2 separate regions of the Homo sapiens genome follow, and region 1 is linked to region 2. The links are chromatin contacts, found by Hi-C in ENCODE. All regions are on one chromosome and are shown on one strand. The core of a region is the stretch at or near the end of the contact, and the rest is flanking DNA. Distances in the headings are between cores, read along the strand shown. Region 1 overlaps LINC00607 (long intergenic non-protein coding RNA 607). Region 2 has its middle 83 kb from the start of MREG.

Region 1 (3,871 bases), core at 282-2,781, 200 kb before region 2:
TAACTCTTACTCCCATTCATGTGTCATCTTTGGAGTCTATGGTTAATAATAATAACACTAAAAACAATGGATTTAGATTGAGTAGGTACCTGTACATGGGTAAATTCATTGATTCGTTAAATATTTACTACTACCTCAAAGAGAGTAAACAGCCTGGTGGGAGAGACAGGCACAGTGACATGCTGAAGCTGGCTTAAGCTGGGTCTCATTGGCTCCCAAGAGCCAATTCTCTGCATCTCTTCTCAATTCCACTTCATTGACATCAAGTTAGTAGCTTGAAATCAGCCATGGTGAGAGTGAGAGTATTTACACCACAGAAATTGGCAAACACTATAAATTTGGGCTTTTTGTTAGACATTCACCAGGCACCACTGCAATACATAGATGTGGCTAACAATGTGATGTGTTAAGAAACAAGAGAGATAATAAAAGCACCAAGAAGGGGTGCTGAACACAGTTAGAAGGATCAAAAAACCTTCCCTTTTGGGGCTAACCTCCAATATCACCTCCTCTGAGAGGCCTTTCAATACAACCTTCCTGAAAAAATCCTGCTCCCAGGCATGCTGTCATACTACACTGTGCATTTCTTTCAGAAAATCTGCCACAGTTGGTGATTATCTTACTTATTTTTACTTATCTGTCTCCCTTACTGGGATGTAAACTCTTCAATGCAGGTTCTTATCTGCCTTGTCTCCCTGGCTACTAAAAGGCACTCAAAGTATTTTTTTAAAGTTAGTGGTGGAGTAGCAGTAGGGTCTCAAAGGATGAGCAGAATTTGGCTAGGCAAAGAACTAAAGGTAGAACATTCTGAGCAGACAGAAATACAAAGAGTGGTGGCCAGAGAAAGATAGTGTGTGCATAAAACTTACAGTCCAAATTAAGGAGTGGCCTCTACACTGGATCATGTGAGCCACAGGGACTCATGAAGGCCACTGTTCAAACTCCTATTTACCCAGAGATGAGCAAGAGCATGGCTAACTCCAAATTGGCACAGATGTGGTTTTAGGTCAGGAAAGAAGAAAACTAATGAAACATCTCTCTCCTATCTGATTGGTAAATTGAAGTTCTTTTTCCTCAGTAGAAGGGATTTATCCCTAAAAAGCATTGCTGAATCTCCCCAATTCAGAGTGTTCAAAGTGTGAAGCATTTGATAGCATTTAAATTGAAACAAATAAACAAGGCAATGAGGATATGTTGGTTTCCCCCATGTGCATTATTGAAGTCCTTCTGCAAATAATTGTGGTCTCTTGACAATGCTGCATGTATTAGATCATCTGAGAAATGTATTAAAGGGGTTTTCTGTTCAGTGAGGGAGCAGGGTGTTCAGTACCTAAGGAGATAAGCTAATTTGACTACAGGTATTGAGTCTGCATAAAGCATTGAGCCAGTGCCCTCTCCCACTTCTCCAACATGCCACAATCTATTAGATGAGGCGATAGGATCTTCAATGGGATGAAGAAAGGATAAAATGATGGAATGACTAATTCTGCTGGGTGAAATTCAGCAAGGTTTCAGGGGAAGGTAATGTTTGGTTTGGCCTTAGGAGATGAGTAGAACTTGAGCAGGCAAAGTCTCAGTGGAGGGGGCACTTCAACAGGAAGAACATGCTGATCCAAACCACAGAGGCCAGAAGTCAGGGTGTAGATATATTTGAAGGCTCATGGAACTGCCACACATAGATTAACTTACACAACTCTGAGCAGAACAACTGCCAATGTGCTTTTGCAAAACAACATTCTAATTTTACTTCGGTTTTCATAATGGCAAAGTGATTCATTAGTTCCTATTACACATTGCAATTTCAAAATGATAAAACACTGAGAGTCCTTTCTTAATTATGAAAGTTCAAAAAAGGGAACTTAAGCCAAATCTGCTGTTTCCACTCAGCAAATGTGTGGCCACAAGAGGTGCTTGACCCGCCTGCACACAACTCCTATTAAGTCTTGTCCATACAAGCTTAATAATAAGATAATATCTTTGCTTTGTATACACAGTGGAGCCTCATATGCATACCATAATTGACTATGCAGGGTTAGAGAGGCCCCAAGTCAAGTTATGTCACAGCCACGGCATAATCAACTATATTCATTAAAAGCACAATCAGGCCAGGCTCACACCTGTAATCCCCGCACTCTGGGAGGCCAAAGCAAGTGGATCACCTGAGGCCAGCCTGGCCAACTTGGTGAAACCCTATCTCTACTAAAAATACAAAAATTTATGGGGCATGATGGTACTTTTTTGTAATCCCAGCTACTCGAGAGGCTGAGGCATGAGAATTGCTTGAACCCAGGAAGTGGCGGTTGCAGTAAGCTGAGATTGCGCCCCTACGCTCCAACCTGGGTGACAGAGTGAGGCTCCATCTCGATAAATAAATAAAAACAAACAAACAAACAAACAAATAAATAAATAAATAAATAAAAGCACAATTCAGGTAAAACTCACTTGAAGACAACTTAAAATGTGAAAATAACTGATTTCCAAAATGGACATACAAAGGTGATTGTTTTATACTTATTTCACCATTGGTTTCACTTAAATAGTGAGTTTTAAAATGACAATTTATCAAAAGCTATTTTCATCAGAAATATATTTTGTGTGTAAAGAAAAGCACCCCAAGGGCTGCTTGGTGACCAAGAACAGAGACTGATTCTGGCTGGCTTAAGTTAAAACAGAAATTCTTGTATGAATATTATCAGAGAAAGATAGTGTGTGCGTAAAACATAAAGTCCAAATTAAGGAATGGCCTCTAGACCACTAAATAAAAGATAAAGCTGGAAATAGAGCTCAAAAAAATCTGTGCCTCCCCAACCCAGAAAAAGAGGGCAGCTCTTGGAATCCAGATAGAACTGATAGGAAGTGCCTCTTTGATCATTTTTCTGATCTTTTTCACTCAGCTCAAGCTTCAAATTCCCAGGATAAAATGACCAATCTGGAATTATCCAGAGACAATCACACCCCTTCAATTACAGTCCCACGGAAGCTACACAGGTTCGTGGAGAATGGTTTCCTCAAAGGAAATTGGTGCTTTTATCAAAGAGGGTAGAATGGGTTGGGCATAGTGGCTCATGCCAGTAATCCCAGCAATTTGGGAGGCCAAGGTGAAAGTATACCTTGAGGACAGGAATTCCAGACCAGCCTGGGCAACATAACAATATCCTGTCTCTAGAAAAAAAAAAAAAATAGCTGAGCGTGGTGACACAAGCCCATAGTCTTAGCTACTCGGGAGGCTGAGACAAAAGGATCACTTGAGCCCTGGGCAACAGAGCAAGACCCTGTCTAAAAAAGAAAAAAAAAAAAAGAGAGTAAGAAGGTGGAATGAATACCAAGTAGCCAGAAGATGAGGAATAGCCATTCTAACCCCTAACCTGAGGGTGTTCTGCCTGTGATTAGTCCTGACTCACTATACCAGTGTGATACAGTTGAGAATTTTGTCTTTCTCCTTATCCAGCCTTTCCCTGACCCTTTTTGTTCTGAAGAGGTCAGTAGCAACTTCTAGAATCTGTTTGTGGAGGGAATTTTAAAATACATACCTGTTGGTTAGTCGGTGTTTCCATGTGATACTTTTTACATACTCAACAATTTACTTATCCCTCCATATATAGCAATATGAGTGTTATCTAACCACTAGGAATTTTTCTCCATGAAGTCTATAGTCACATGCTAGTGAGATAATTTAAATATGTCCACAGAATACAGAATATTTTTCAAATAAGTTTTTAAAAGCTTAAAAGGAAAAAGACTAATTAAAAAAAGGCTTTAGGTCTTTCGTACCAAACATTCTATTAAGCAGATATTTTTTGTGTAAGTTACTTAATTACACAGTTGAGCACTGTGTAAACACATCTCAACTCTCTATATCAACTTATGTAGC
Region 2 (3,840 bases), core at 1,304-3,803:
AGATCATCTCTCTCTGCCACAGGAGGATCCAGCATAAAGATGGCGTCCTGCAAGAGCTCCCTCACTGAGCACTGAATCAGCCAGCCGCTTGATCACAGACTTCCAGACTCCAGAACTGTGAGAAATAAACGTCTGTTGTTTAAGCCACTCAGGCTGAAGCGAGTGTTGTGGCAGCCAAACAGACTAAGACAAACCCAAATGCCCATTAACTGATAAATGGATGCATAAAATGTTATAATATTGTATGCAATATTATTTCATAAAAATGAAGGAAATTATTCCACAATACAAAGGAATACAATTATGATTCATGCGACAATACGGTTGAATCTTCAAGACATTATACTAAGTGAAAGAAGTCAGGAACAAGGGTCCCATATAACCATAGGTTCCACTTACACAAACGTCCACAACACATAAATCTAGAAACAGAAACTACGTTAGTGGCTGCCTAGGGTTTAGGATGAGGAGGGTAGATGTGAAGAATGAAGGAGGTGTGACTGCAATAGGGTACAGTTTCTTTTAGGGTAATGAAAATATTCTAAAATTGATTGCAACTCTGTGGATATGCTGAAAACCATTGAATTATATACTTAAAATAGGTGAATTGCATAGTATGTGAATTATACCTCAATGAAGCTGTTACCAAAAAAACCCCCACAATATTCTACTTAGAATATTGTGCTTAGAAACAAAATAAGTTCTCCAATTGTTGGGGGTCTGGGGAGGAACTCATGGTGTTTCATCAAAATGATCCAAAATTGATTCTGTTCTGATCTAGCCTCTTCTCCCAGACATCCTTAACTCAGCAAATGGCCCCACACTCTGCCACAGCTAGAAAGCTATGAGTCATCCTTGATTTCTCCTCTTCCTGCACCATCCCCCAAATTCAAATGCATCAGCAACTCCTGTCCATTACCTCTCCAAAATACACCTCACACTTCACCCATTTATGCTCCTCCTCAATGCCACCAACCTAGTCCAAACCATCACCCTCTCTCAATTCTGACACATCTTGTTCCCATTCTTGCCATCCTCTGATCCATTCGCAATGCATGGCAAGTTATTGTTTCACAACATAAGTCAGCTCCTGGCTCTCCAAGGCAGACACCCTTCTCTGGTCGCACAAGGCAGGAACTGAAGATCCACCCTTCCTCGTGCCTCCAGCGCTCTGCTCATCATGACCCCCTAAGCTACTCCAGACATGCTCTGCTCCCTTTCGCCCTCAGCTATGCCAAAGCCTTTATCGCCTCCAGCCCTTTGCACTTGCTGTTCCCTCTGCCTGGGCCCCTCTTCCTTCACATCTTTGCATGACTGACTGGCTGTGACTCATCCTTTAAGGGTCCCAACTCAGACCTCTCTCAGAGAAGAGGCCCCTGACCACCCTGTGCAGAGGGGCCCCACTCAGTTCCACCTTATCTCATCCAGTGTTCCTGTTACAGCACTGCTTGCAAATTGTAGTTACCTTGTTTGTTTGTCTACTCTGTTCTCATCTGCCTTACCCACTAGAAACTGGATCCAATCTTTTCTTTTTATTCAAACACCTTCTATAAATATTTGCTTTTTGTTTTTGTTTTTGTTTGAGACAGGGTCTCACTCTGTTGCCCAAGATGGAGTGCAGTGGCGCGATCACTATGAAAAGATCAGGTCACAGGGATACAAAGACGACCAGGATTTGTAGTTGACCAGGATTTGGTGCTACCCTAAAAGAGGTCTTCTTTTCTGGGGGACAGGGACACAGTAATGTAAACGTGTATTTCAATGCAATATGATAAATGTTCTGAGTACTTTTGCTATTGAAGCACAGAGATAAAGCTCTCTCCAAGTCTGAGTCATATTTGTTCTGGAAGAATCAAGGAATTTTGAAGACAGAAAAATGAAGCAAGGGCTCTCCGGTTTTATTTGCAATGTTCTGTGTTTCCAAATCACTTTTAGTAATCTGCCTTTTGAGAGAGGCATCCCCTTTACCACCCTGCCTAAGAGGAAAATTAATTCGATAATTATTTAAAATTTGGTAGGTTTCAAAGGAATGGGTATTTGGAGCACACTTCACTAGTCTTTCCCCTTTTGTTTTAAAAATTTGCCAAAGTAAAAAGTTGCTTTAGAAAGTAGAAAACCAATAATGACACTAGCAACCTGGAATGCAGTAGAGGCAGCTATCCGGCATATCTCAGATTATAATATTCAAATACATGCCGAAGACAAACACAATTTGGCATGCTACAGAACTAGAGAAACAGGTAGGCCTGAGAGTTACTTGAATTTTTTCTGGGGCAGAAACTCAGAAATCCAAAAATGATCTTATTTACAAGCCTTTAGTCTGAGTTGACCTTTCTTCTTTAAAAGACATCGATGCCCTTTCGTTGTTTCATTTTCTGCCAATTTCCAAATGTTCTCCAAGAAAAAGACAACCTCTGAAATTCACCAAAAAATGAATAAATAAAAACCCTCTAAATCAATCACTAAATGAGGAAAAATAGACAGAACTTCGTTAATTGACTCAGGCTTTTAAAAATTGTCTCTCCTGATGGGGACTGAGGGATGAGATCTTGAAGCTCACAGAACACAGAGTGAGTCAACAGCGGCATCTAGTGTTCAATCAGAATCCTGCAAAGCCCCTCGTTGGAGATGGGAGGATCTGTGTGTTATTGTAAGAGGCAAATCAGTTACATTTATCCACTCGTGGAAATCATTGAGAAGCACTCACCCGAGTGTTTATGGTGCTGCTTCCATAGATGTTCACAGGAGAAGGACGCAGGTTGTCCTAATTCCAGAGAGACGGAACATCACACAGCCTTGGCATGCATCTCACCTGCATCTCAGCCTCATCTCAGCTTCCCCTCAGACTCAAACTCAAAGACAGGACTATGTGCCTGAGAGTCCCTGAAGGGCAGAAGCCCTCTAAGGTGGTTTATCAGCCTTCTCTGGAGTAAACGGAATAGATTGTGTTAATTGTTGGAAATAATCCTGCTTTTGCCTTAACTTTTTTCTGGACACCCTGAACTCTTCAGTGAATAGTGAATTCTGGGGAAACTATTTAATCGGCTACAATCTATAAATAAGGGGTGATTTTGGATCTGTGTATGCCAGTGATTTTCACCATTTTTCCCCAGCAATGAAATGATTTAAGGGAAAAACATGAGATATTTGGAATGACAATGTTACAAAGAATAGATACATATACATAATCTATAGCTGATCTCTTTAAAGGGGGGTTGGTGTAGAAAAACCAGACCTACAGGCACTCAGCCATCCAGAACTCCCACCCTTCCCTTGCCTCTCCTCACCCCACTCTCCTTGGCCCCCCACCCTATTGGCCCCAGCCCCGTGCCACTCCCAGCTGCTGAGGCTTATCTGCAGAGACCTAGGTCCTCCTAGAATAACAGAAGCCTTTTAAACTTGGATCTGTTTTCTTTAGGAGAAAAGTGACAGAAAGGCACCCAACAGACCTGGGCAAAGGATACAAGGTACATTAATACAGGTTAAGATGTAACCTAGCGGACACAGAGAGCTACAAAAAGGGGGAGGCTTAGCAGCATTTTGGCAGTTGGAAAGACAAGCTTCCCTTGTTTTCTATACCCACCAAGGTGCCCTGCCTTCATCCTCACCACTTTGCTGATGGCATTATGTCTTTGGCTGAGGATGCCATCAGATCCTTTGGGAAATTCTCCTTGCCATTCTGAGAGATTTTATACCCTCCTGAGCCCTCCCGGGGGCTGCCCACCTGTCTGCCCATAGATGCAAGTTACTGGTGACAGTGCCAGCAAAAATCTGAAGGTTTACTGAAAGGAGAGTCAGTGGGCAGTATCTTCCTAACACCATGTGCCTTGGAGCTTCCTC

What was found. Hi-C counts contacts between places; a loop is a spot of excess contacts on that map. Pooled maps may share reads with other maps.
Region 1: a loop to region 2 is called in a pooled map, with 2.5 times the contacts of the local background. The contact joins two enhancer-like sites. A Hi-C loop is called at or near these places in 3 of 168 maps with a recorded cell type or tissue (Caco-2, chondrocyte and endothelial cell of umbilical vein), 1 of 37 single-sample maps with no recorded cell type and 4 of 50 pooled maps.

The regions. Positions count from the first base shown.
Region 1 is chr2:215,727,045-215,730,915 of GRCh38, forward strand. The region is part of intron 5 of LINC00607 (long intergenic non-protein coding RNA 607); the gene reads right to left. Among named protein-coding and RNA genes, the nearest start is that of LINC01614, 11 kb to the left of the region's middle. Within about 2 kb of position 1,532, at least 6 of the 41 ENCODE cell types and tissues checked have a DNase peak (open chromatin) inside an H3K27ac peak, as active enhancers do.
Region 2 is chr2:215,928,863-215,932,702 of GRCh38, forward strand. No RefSeq gene overlaps it. Among named protein-coding and RNA genes, the nearest start is that of MREG, 83 kb to the right of the region's middle. Within about 2 kb of position 2,554, at least 2 of the 41 ENCODE cell types and tissues checked have a DNase peak (open chromatin) inside an H3K27ac peak, as active enhancers do.